Linked DNA regions of Mus musculus: region 2 is linked to region 1. The links are chromatin contacts, found by Hi-C or POLR2A ChIA-PET in ENCODE. All regions are on one chromosome and are shown on one strand. The core of a region is the stretch at or near the end of the contact, and the rest is flanking DNA. Distances in the headings are between cores, read along the strand shown. Region 1 holds the start of Rab3b (RAB3B, member RAS oncogene family). Region 2 holds the start of 8030443G20Rik (RIKEN cDNA 8030443G20 gene).

What was found. Hi-C counts contacts between places; a loop is a spot of excess contacts on that map. ChIA-PET counts read pairs that join two places held with the same protein, here RNA polymerase II (POLR2A).
Region 2: a map of mouse embryonic stem cell shows a loop between it and region 1 (2.7-fold over the local background). The contact joins the promoter of 8030443G20Rik here to the promoter of Rab3b in region 1. A Hi-C loop is called at or near these places in 33 of 37 maps with a recorded cell type or tissue (CH12.LX, CH12F3, ES-E14 and 12 more). POLR2A ChIA-PET finds 5 or more read pairs at or near these places in 1 of 5 experiments (embryonic stem cell).

What each region holds. Positions count from the first base shown.
Region 1 is chr4:108,877,670-108,882,625 of GRCm38, reverse strand. Rab3b (RAB3B, member RAS oncogene family) reads right to left here and starts at 3,556. Exons shown (of 5, transcript NM_023537.5): 1 at 3,408-3,556.
Region 2 is chr4:108,969,312-108,974,127 of GRCm38, reverse strand. 8030443G20Rik (RIKEN cDNA 8030443G20 gene) reads left to right here and starts at 2,051. Exons shown (of 6, transcript NR_040664.1): 1 at 2,051-2,149.

The DNA of each region.
Region 1 (4,956 bases), core at 2,307-4,806:
CTCCTCCAACTTGTCTTCTGACCTCCATGCCTGCACTGTGACACATTCACTGCCCACTACACACTGTATGTCTGCATACACACACACACACACACACACACACACACACACACATTTTAAAACACTTGTAAAGGAAGTTGGATATACGTGTGGATCTTGTTCTATTGTATGCATTCTTCCTCCAAATCACACTTTTACAATTTACTCCTTCTGCAGACCATTCCTGGTTGCCAGCCTACCAGCACCAGGCCGGCCCGGGCTCCCTGCTTTCCCAGGGCTCACAGTCATAAACACTCTCCCAGCAGCTACCATGTATTGAGCACTTGCCAAATGTCGAGCATCCTGCTAGCTGCTTCTGAGACACAACCAAGACTGGATACATGTTGGCTTCCTTCCTTCTGATTGGAAGCTGGGAGTCAAGGATGCCATGACACAGCCACCCCTGCACAGCCACCGTGGCTTCTCTGGAGCAGTGCTCTAGAGTTTACAGAACTCTTGTCAGCCCACATAATTCTCCCTGATTCTTACAACCACCATGCAGTTTCCCACTCAATCCATAGGCACTGCACACTTACACCACACCAGGTGCTCTGTGAACTCACAGATGGAGCAGGGACCTCGGGAGCTCAGTTACTGATGTTTCCTTTCGTATCGAAATCCTTCGCCTTTTCTCATGCTATGTCTTCTGACAGAAGCATGTTTTACTCCATCGCTAGCTAAATCTTTCGTGTCCAAGAGACTTCACTGACCCATCGGCCTTCCTTAAATCCCTCCGCTCCCAACACACTAAGGCTTCTGACTCCCACAAGAGGCCTTTACCAACTTCCATGGTCTTCCTCTGGTTTTTTTCCAAATTTATTTTTATTTTGTGTGGTGTGTGTGTGTGTGTGTGTGTGGGTGTGTAGTGTGTATACATGTGTATGGTGTGTATGTGTATGGTGTGTATGCATGTGTGGTGTGTGTGTGTGTGCATGTGTATGTGGTGTGTGTGTATGTGTGTGCATGTGTGTATGGATGTGTGTGTGGTGTGTGTGGTATATGTGGTATATGCATGTGTGTGTGGTGTGTATGGATGTGTGTATGCATGTGTGTGGTGTGTATGCATATGTGTGGTGTGTATGCATGTGTGTGTGGTGTGTATGCATGTGGTGTGTGTGTGCATGTGTATGTGGTGTGTGTATGTGTATGCATGTGTATGTGGTGTGTGTGGTGTAGGTGGTGTGTATGCATGTGTGTGTGGTGTGTGTGGTGTAGGTGGTGTGTGTGTATGTGTGTGTGTGTATGCATGTGTGTGTGGTGTATGTGGTGTGTATATGTGGTATATGCATGTGTGTGTGGTGTGTATGGATGTGTGTATGCATGTGTGTGGTGTGTATGCATGTGGTGTGTGTGTGTGTGTGCATGTGTATGTGGTGTGTGTATGTGTATGCATGTGTGTGTGGTGTAGGTGGTGTGTGTGTGGTGTATGGACAGAGGCACTTTTACCCTGTGCACATGTGTGCTTCTGAGACACAACCAAGACTGGATACATGTTGGCTTCCTTCCTTCTGATTGGAAGCTGGGAGTCAAGGATGCCATGACACAGCCACCCCTGCACAGCCACCGTGGCTTCTCTGGAGCAGTGCTCTAGAGTTTACAGAACTCTTGTCAGCCCACATAATTCTCCCTGATTCTTACAACCACCATGCTGTTTCCCACTCAATCCATAGGCACTGCACACTTACACCACGCCAGGTGCTCTGTGAACTCACAGAGATGGAGCAGGGATCAATGCCGAGGCTAATGGAGGGCACTGGGCAGCTTCCTCTTTTGCTCCCTTTCTTATTTTTTTATTCCTTTAGACTTAGTTGTTTTTAATGTGTATGAATGTCTTGCCTACGTTTCTGTATGTACACACACCACACTAGTGCCTGGTGCCTGTAAGGGTCAGAAGAGGGAGTCAGATTCCCCCCAGAACTGCAGGTAGGGTGGTTGTGAACCACATGCTGCTCCTGAGAACTGAACCCTTGTCTACAAGAGCAACAAGTGCTCCTGAATGATGAGCCATCTCTCCAGCCATCTCTCCAGCCCAGCCTATTTGTTCGTTTGTTTGTTTGTTTGAGACCGTCACATTTCAAGCTCCAGGGGTTCACCATGTCTCTGTCCCTACAGCTAGAGTTACAGGCACAGAGATGATGGCAGCCTCTTCCACACTGAGGATGTGAATCTAGGTCCTCATATCTGCGAAGCAAGCACACTCCTCTTCTTCTGTTTGGGGATGCAGAAGGGATGTGCTCTATCTGCTTGCATGAGGGCGCACACACACACACAAACACACACACACACACACACACACACACACACACGCGTGCGCGCGCACGCACACACACACACACACTCACTTATTTCGTTTACAGTCTACAGCTTTCCTGTGGATTCTGGGAAGGTGGGATGGAGAAATCCACTTTCACTCCACACCTCTTTTGGCTTCTAGAGGTTGTCATCCTGCCCTCTCAAAGTCTCTTCCACATTTGACACCAAGATAGAATTGCATGTGGATGAATTTTTCTGTTCACTATTCTCTTCTTGCCCATGGCTCCAGTTGGCATTGTAGTCTTGTCCAGTGTTTGCTGTCCTCATGCTGTCAGGAGCCAAGACTCGGCTAGTGCCAAGGTTGTACTCAACCCTCACCTCACACCCATCATCCCTGCAATTTCACTCTCCAAGTTCCCTCAAGGTTTCTCTGCTTCCAGCTACAAGACCCTGCTCCATTCCAGCGCCATTTCCTCCATCCTGACCAGAACTTAGGTGTCCCTCGCCCACAAGCAGGGTCAAGACCCACTCCCCTACCTAGTTCCCGCCCCTTTCTGCGGGGCGGAGTAGACTCAGCTGGCTCCCCACATTTCCCTTCTTCCAAGCTCATCCCCTCCAAGCCCCAACCCTATGTCTCCATCCCTTGAGACCCCTTCGCGGGTACCAGCGGGGCTCGGTTCTACACCCTTTCACTCCCAGCTAACCACACTCACGTCCCGGAAGTTCTCAATCCCACCAGACACCCGTTCCTGCTCTGCGCCCCTTCCTTTCAGCCCTTGCTCTTCTGCTCGTCTCAAAGCCCCTCGAGCCCACCCAGCTCTCCGCCTTCACGCCCCCTTTCGCCTGCCTCCCCTCCATCCTTTCAGCATCCCTCTGCTGCCCTAAGATGTACCCAGCCACCCCTTACTGCCTGTAGTAGCTGCTCATCTGCCCCCAGCCCCAATGGTCGCTGCTTCCCGGCGGACCTGTGCGGAGTGCGAGCCAGCACTCCTGCTTTGCTGCGGTGCGGGTCCCTGGCGGCCTCTCGCAGCCCCTCTCTGAGTCCCCTAGGCTGCCTTGCACTCGGTCCCCGGCTCCCAGGCAGTGCGGAGCCCGGTCGAGGCCGCGCCCCTTACCTCGGATAAGAGCTGGCTCACGGACAGTGCAGCCGGACTGTTGCACTTGGCGATAGTGGGTGAGAGGCAGGCGAGGCGGGTCTGGTTCCCACCTCGGCTACGGAGGGCTGAGGCTCTGGCTGAAGATGGGTTGGGTTCCCGCTGGGTCCAAGCCCCGCCCCTGGGCGGAACCCATGTAAGATCCGCCCCGCCCCTGCGTTCTGGGCTGGTGTAAGGAACCTACAATTTCTTGGGAGCCTTACACCCTATATATCTGGGTGACTTTTATAATCTGCCCACATTCTATAGTTTGCACCTACAGGGTGCTCAGAGGTCTTTGGTGATAATGTAGATGATGATGGCGTCAAGTTTTGCTCTTTCCAAATGCTTTACTCCATTCTCATAAACTCTCAAGGAGGGAGCACAACCTGTCCACAAGTGAAAAATGAGCTAGGAAGCTGGCTATCACCGTCTGCCCCACTCATCACCTCTTCATGGTCCTTGTCGTCTGAGACTGGTAATCCCATCTGAACAAATCCAATCTTCTTCTAGGTTTCCTTTTCTCTGCATAAAGTATCCTGGTTCAGGACTCATGGGACTAATGCAAGAATTCTAATTCCTGCCTTCTTTCCAGCCTCTATACCAGTGACCTGAGGAACCTTTTGAAATGATTTCGACCTTGTTAAGATAACACTCACTGCTTCTCCATGACCAGCAGTAGCATGGAGTTTGCCAACTGGAGTGGTAAATGTTCTTGTCTGAGCCTTAGCAGACCCCAGATCTTCCAGGAGTGGTAGGTCACCTTCAAATTCTTATATGGATTTCACCTTCCATTGTCCTGAGGTCACTGGCCTGACATTTGGGTCTGGAGTTATTATTCTTTTCTTTCTTCCTTTTAATGATTTTTTATTTCATGTGCATTGGTATTTTGCCTGCGCGGATGTCTGTGTGAGGGTGTAGGATCCCTGGAACTGGAGTTACAGACAATTGTGAGCTGTCATGTGAGTGCTAGGATTTGAACCCAGGTCCTCTGGAAGACCAGCCAGTGCTCTTACCCACTGAGCCATCGCTCCAGCTCCTCTTTGTTCTTTTCTATAGTCATCCCCACCCCAGGTCATAGAAGTACGAGTCAGATAAGAAGTCCAGATTTTTCTCAGTTCCGTTATGACTTGTCTAAGATGTTTCTTTCCAGCCTCTCTGCCTCAGCATCAGAGTCCTAATCCTTACAATGTTCGCTAGAGCTGCTTATCAGCCCCTTTAGTCAGGTCCGCGCTGCCCATTTGACTTTCAGCTTCCCCTGTGCTCCCTCTAGAACCCTGGTTCCACCCTCTGCATCTTTAGAATGCTCAGGTTACCTCTTTATCTTTACCGAAACCTTATCCTCCCCCGGGACACTGCTTCCATGGTAGCCCTCTGCAGAAAGGCTCTTCATTTTCTTAACCTCCATGTATCATAACACCAGGAGGTGGGCAGCATTGTCACGCCCACCCTCATACAAAGATTTGCTCTCCTTTGCCCGCGAGCCATATCACAGCCTATGGCTCCTCCACACTGTTCCTCGTGCTCTGAG
Region 2 (4,816 bases), core at 802-3,301, 93 kb before region 1:
TGTCTCAAAACAAACAAACAAACAAGTTACTCTGCTGTTTTGATCACCATTCTTATTTATTCACAAAGCCTAATGTGTACTATGTGTTTAGCAAATATCTTTGAACCACTAGATGAACACACCCACAGTAATATTGACAACCTTATACAGTAGAGGAGGCTATGGAGTCAAAAATGCTGAGGTCAAATCCTGGCTTTAGTGCCATGAGACTAACATTCTCCACAAATCTAAATTTGTTCTTGTGTAAACTAAGGGCAACCTAATCTTTCTCGTGCATGTATTGTGAGAACTAAATATGATAACACTGCCTAGCTCACAGTGAGCGCTTGGCAAGTGTTATATCTCCATAGTGCTGAGAATGTGGACAGTACCTCGCACTCATTAGATCTTTTTTTTAAAGTGTGTGAGAGGTTGTCTAGTGCTCACATTTACCCAACACAAGCCAAGGAATAGGTCTTCAGCTTTAGAAGGCATAAGAAACTATTGGGAAGATAGTTTACCATAAATGTAGCTTTGGAAGGCCATGTTCTGAGGAATGTCAATGATTACTTGACATTGCAATCCTGTCTTTGCTTTTGGGAAGGAAGGGGCCTTTCCCTATTTCCCTAGAACTGGTCCAACAGCCCAATTTCCTGTGCTCATCATCTGATCTGGGTCATTGTCTAAACCATTCAGAAGTTCCCTCCGGGATCAATGCCCCAGATTAGCATTCCGATCCTCACTCTCAGCCTGCTTGTCACCTCAGCCTGAAATGCTTCTTATTCTCCCTATTCACTTCTTCCCATCCACCAACGCTTAAGCTCAAGTCTATGTTCACAAGCATCTCTTTAGAAATTCTCTTAGCTTTTGAAGTGATATCTCTTCCTTGGGCTCTGAGGAAAGCAGTTCTCTCAGCACTGCTTCCCAAAAGGAATGATGTTCATGAAAAACAGGGTCTTTAACAAGCTGATGTCATCTTAGTAACCCCGAGGGCTGAGGTCACTAATGTCCTGATTCTGATTCCTGATGCTACGGTTGTGAGCGTCTGGTGTTTGTGACACTGAGACTTTATGTGGTTTGGGCACTATAAATGTATAGCAGTGACAGGGGTCTTATTTGGGGTGTTGAGGGAGGGAGGTGTGTTTCCAATTCTTCTCTCTCTCAATCTCTCTCTCTCTTTTTTGTTTTGTTTTGTTTTTGTTTTTTTTGAGACAGGGTTTCTCTGTATAGCCCTGGCTGTCCTGGAACTCACTTTGTAGACCAGGCTGGCCTCGAACTTAGAAATCGACCTGCCTCTGCCTCCCGAGTGCTAGGATTAAAGGCGTGCGCCACCACTGCCTGGCAATTCTTCTCTTCTTGAAGGGCTTCATTCAGTCAAGAAACACAGTTTGAACAGAGACTTATTCAGCACAGTAGCAGATATCTGTTTAGGAGAGAAGCATAAGCTTAGTCTGTAATGCTAGGCAAACCAAGCACGAAGAGGCCTGAAGTGGGCTGCCCCACAGAGAGAAGCATCAGGGTGGCTACTGCATTGTGGATTTTAAAGTGATTATATAAATATTTATGAGGTGGGTAGCATATTCATGTGGTAGGTAGGTGATGCTTATTCTGTCCCAAATTGTGGTGGACCAGTTTTTCCTTTTAGGTATTTTCCACCATGATTCCTACCAAGGGGGTGTGGCTGTCAAAACCATAACGAAAGTGATAGAATAATGAACTTAGGTCTTTTGAGGATTCAGACCCACCGATAGAGTACTCGTGGTGTCTTGGCTTCTGTGAGAAGAACCTAACGATCTTCAAGGATATGTAACAACAAAGGGACATTTCTGTTAGCAGATGTGTCAGCAGGATGTAATTACAGTTTGCCTTGGTTACCTCCTATCTTCCTTTACCCCCACCTATTTAGACAGGAACAGTGTCCTTCCTGGCATGGGTGGAAGCTTTCTTGGAAGCTGTCCTTGCAATTTAGCTGTGATTAGCTATAATAGATACAATCATACACGCAAGGACTGTGATGCCTTAAATATGCACTTGGGCTGCAGGGTGGGGGACGCTGTCTTGGGAGCCAGTTAGAGCCTTCCAAGACAGGTGGAACAATCCTCTTATCTGGTCAGCTTGGCTGTCTCATGCCCGCTGCAAGCCCTTTATTTCTCGCCCCGACTGTTCCCAGGTACACTTGTATTAACTTTAACATTCCTTTGAACCATAATATTTTGCTATCGCTGTGTTTTCCTTTGGTTTCTGTTGTGAGGAAAGGGGAGAAGTGGGTTTATTTAGCTTGACTGTTTACAAGGAAATGCACACAAGGAAACAGTTAAACTAAATATATGTTTACAGGGCATCAAGGAAAGCCAAAGCAGGAACCTGATAACGTGAACGGAAGCAGAGACCATGGAGGAAGACCGCTCCCTGCAGTCCCTGCTTGCTTCCCTGCCTTGCTCAGTCTGCAGTATATTTTTATACAACACAGGATCATCTGCCCACTCACAGAGGGCTAGACCCTCCCAAACCAATAATTCATCAAGAAAATACCCGATAGACTGGCTGACAGGCTAATCTGATGGGTATAATATTTCAGTTGGGGTTCCATTTTCCCAGGTGACTCTGATTAGTGTCAAGTTAGTAGAAGCACTCACAGTGACAGTTGCCCTTGAATTTCTGTTAACAAATGGGTAAAACATGGAATAGTCAAAACAATGTTTGATGAACAGTTTTAATTGTTTCGTGTGGTTCCTTGAAAGGGACCACATATTTTAGTACTCTGAGAAGCCTGTCAAAGAGTTTTTCACTAGACTACTCAGCTTGTGTATTATTGACTCTCAGCCAGCTGACACAGTCTTTATTTTCTTGCTGACCAAGACCTGGGGCTTGTTTACCGGTTCCATTGTGATGACTCATTAAGTCTGAGGCAATAAGAACCAAGGAATGTGTGACCCTGTGATGGACTGAGCTGTGCCACCCAACAAATTCATGTGTTCATATCCTAACCCCAGATGACTATCGTGGGAGGTAGGATCTTTGAGAACGCAATCAAGGCAAACAAGGTCACAAGGATGAGGCTCCAATCCTTCACGACCATGTTCTTATGAGAACAGGCAGAAACAATTTTGGCACTAGAAACTGAGCCCATCATAACCACATATTCAATAGATTACTGAACGCTAGCCACCCATTCTGGAATGAGGTTGAACTTTTTTTCTTTTTTGGAACAGGGTCCCGTGTATCCCAGGCCTGCCTCAAACTCCCTAAATAGCTGAGGCTGGCCTAGCTTATAGAGTGCTGAAGTCCAAACCCAGGGTGTCAGACATTTTAGGTGTTTGGTTTTGGACCCTGTGAAAAGGAACCGGGGTGTGCATCTTACATATCAAAGCAGACCTGGCCTCCAGGTTCTCCCAACATCCCTCAACCTGGCATATCCTGCCCCAAACCCTGAACTTTCCAGCCCAGAGGCTGGGCTGCCCTTGCCCCAGAGACTCTTCTCTATATAATCCAGACATTTTCGTTCTGCTCTCTCTCCTTTCTCTTTCTCACTATCCCCCTTCCTCCCTCCCTCCCTTCCTCTCCTCTTTTCTATTTCTCTTCTCTCTCAGAACATATGCCCTTTTCTCTCTTTCTCCCTCCCCTTCCCCATACCCCTTCCCCCCTGGTGACTTCCTGCCCTCGGTCCTTGGGGCCAGTGAACTGGCTTGCTGAAGAGCAGCTTCCCAATAAACCTGCTTTTAATATAACCTAATCTGGCTTGACTTGGCTCATTTCACAGTTGGTGAAGAAATAACCTATCACTAGGTACACACTCTACCAACTGAGCTACATTCCCAGTCTCTTATTTAAAATGTTTATTGTAAAATATATTAAAAAGTCTACAAAATATGAGGTCATGTTAAAAAAATAATAATCAGCAGATACTTGTAAATCTAGCACTAGGGATATAAAGACAGAAGATAAGGAGCTCAAGGCAAGCCTCGGCTACATAGGGAGTTCTAGGCTAGCCTAGGCTACATGAGACCCTGTCTCAGGGGGAAAAAACTCATAAAGAGTGATCAAAAAATAAGTGTTTCCATAAATAGCATTGGTGAAAAATAGGATATTGTCATACAAATGGAGTCTCCCATGGGACTCATTTTTCTGTATATTTCCCTCCCCACAGAGTCATAATAATTTTATAGTAATAATTCCCCTGCTTTTCTTTATATGATCTATGTACCCCTAGACAATATTGTATTAGTCAGGATCCTGGCAGGAGACAGATGATACACTCAAATTAGGATAATTTTAGCAGAGTTAAAGAAACTATTTACGAGAGTGCCAGCAGGATATGATAAGATCCTAAGAATAAATTGCTTTTCTGGAGCTGATAACAGTGTTCTTATCTCTAGGTTTAAGGGGAGAGAATAGAGAACAGGGAGGCAGAGGGGAGGGAAGGAAGTGTACTGGAAATCAGAGACACAGTGGGTTGTGGCAGGAGGGACAGCTGATAGGAGCTGAGACTCACAAGGACAGGGAAGAGCTACACTACAGGAAGGCGCAGTAAAGGACCAGAGAATAACAGCCAACCCTGCCACCCTTTGGAACTTCAGCCTTCCGGGCTCCTTCCCAGGAGATAAACCTAACCAAACCAGAGTCAGAAACCAAAGGAGGCTACTGATGGAAATCTCTGCCTTCCTGGAACCAAAGAAGTATGGCGAGTGAATCCGGAGAGACAAGTGCAGGACAACTAGTGAATGAATGAATACATCTTCATTTCTGTGACCTGTCTCTGGGACCCGTTCACTACAGGAGTTCAAACATATAGCTACATAGTTCATACTCAGTTCTGTATAATAGTCCCCTATGTGAA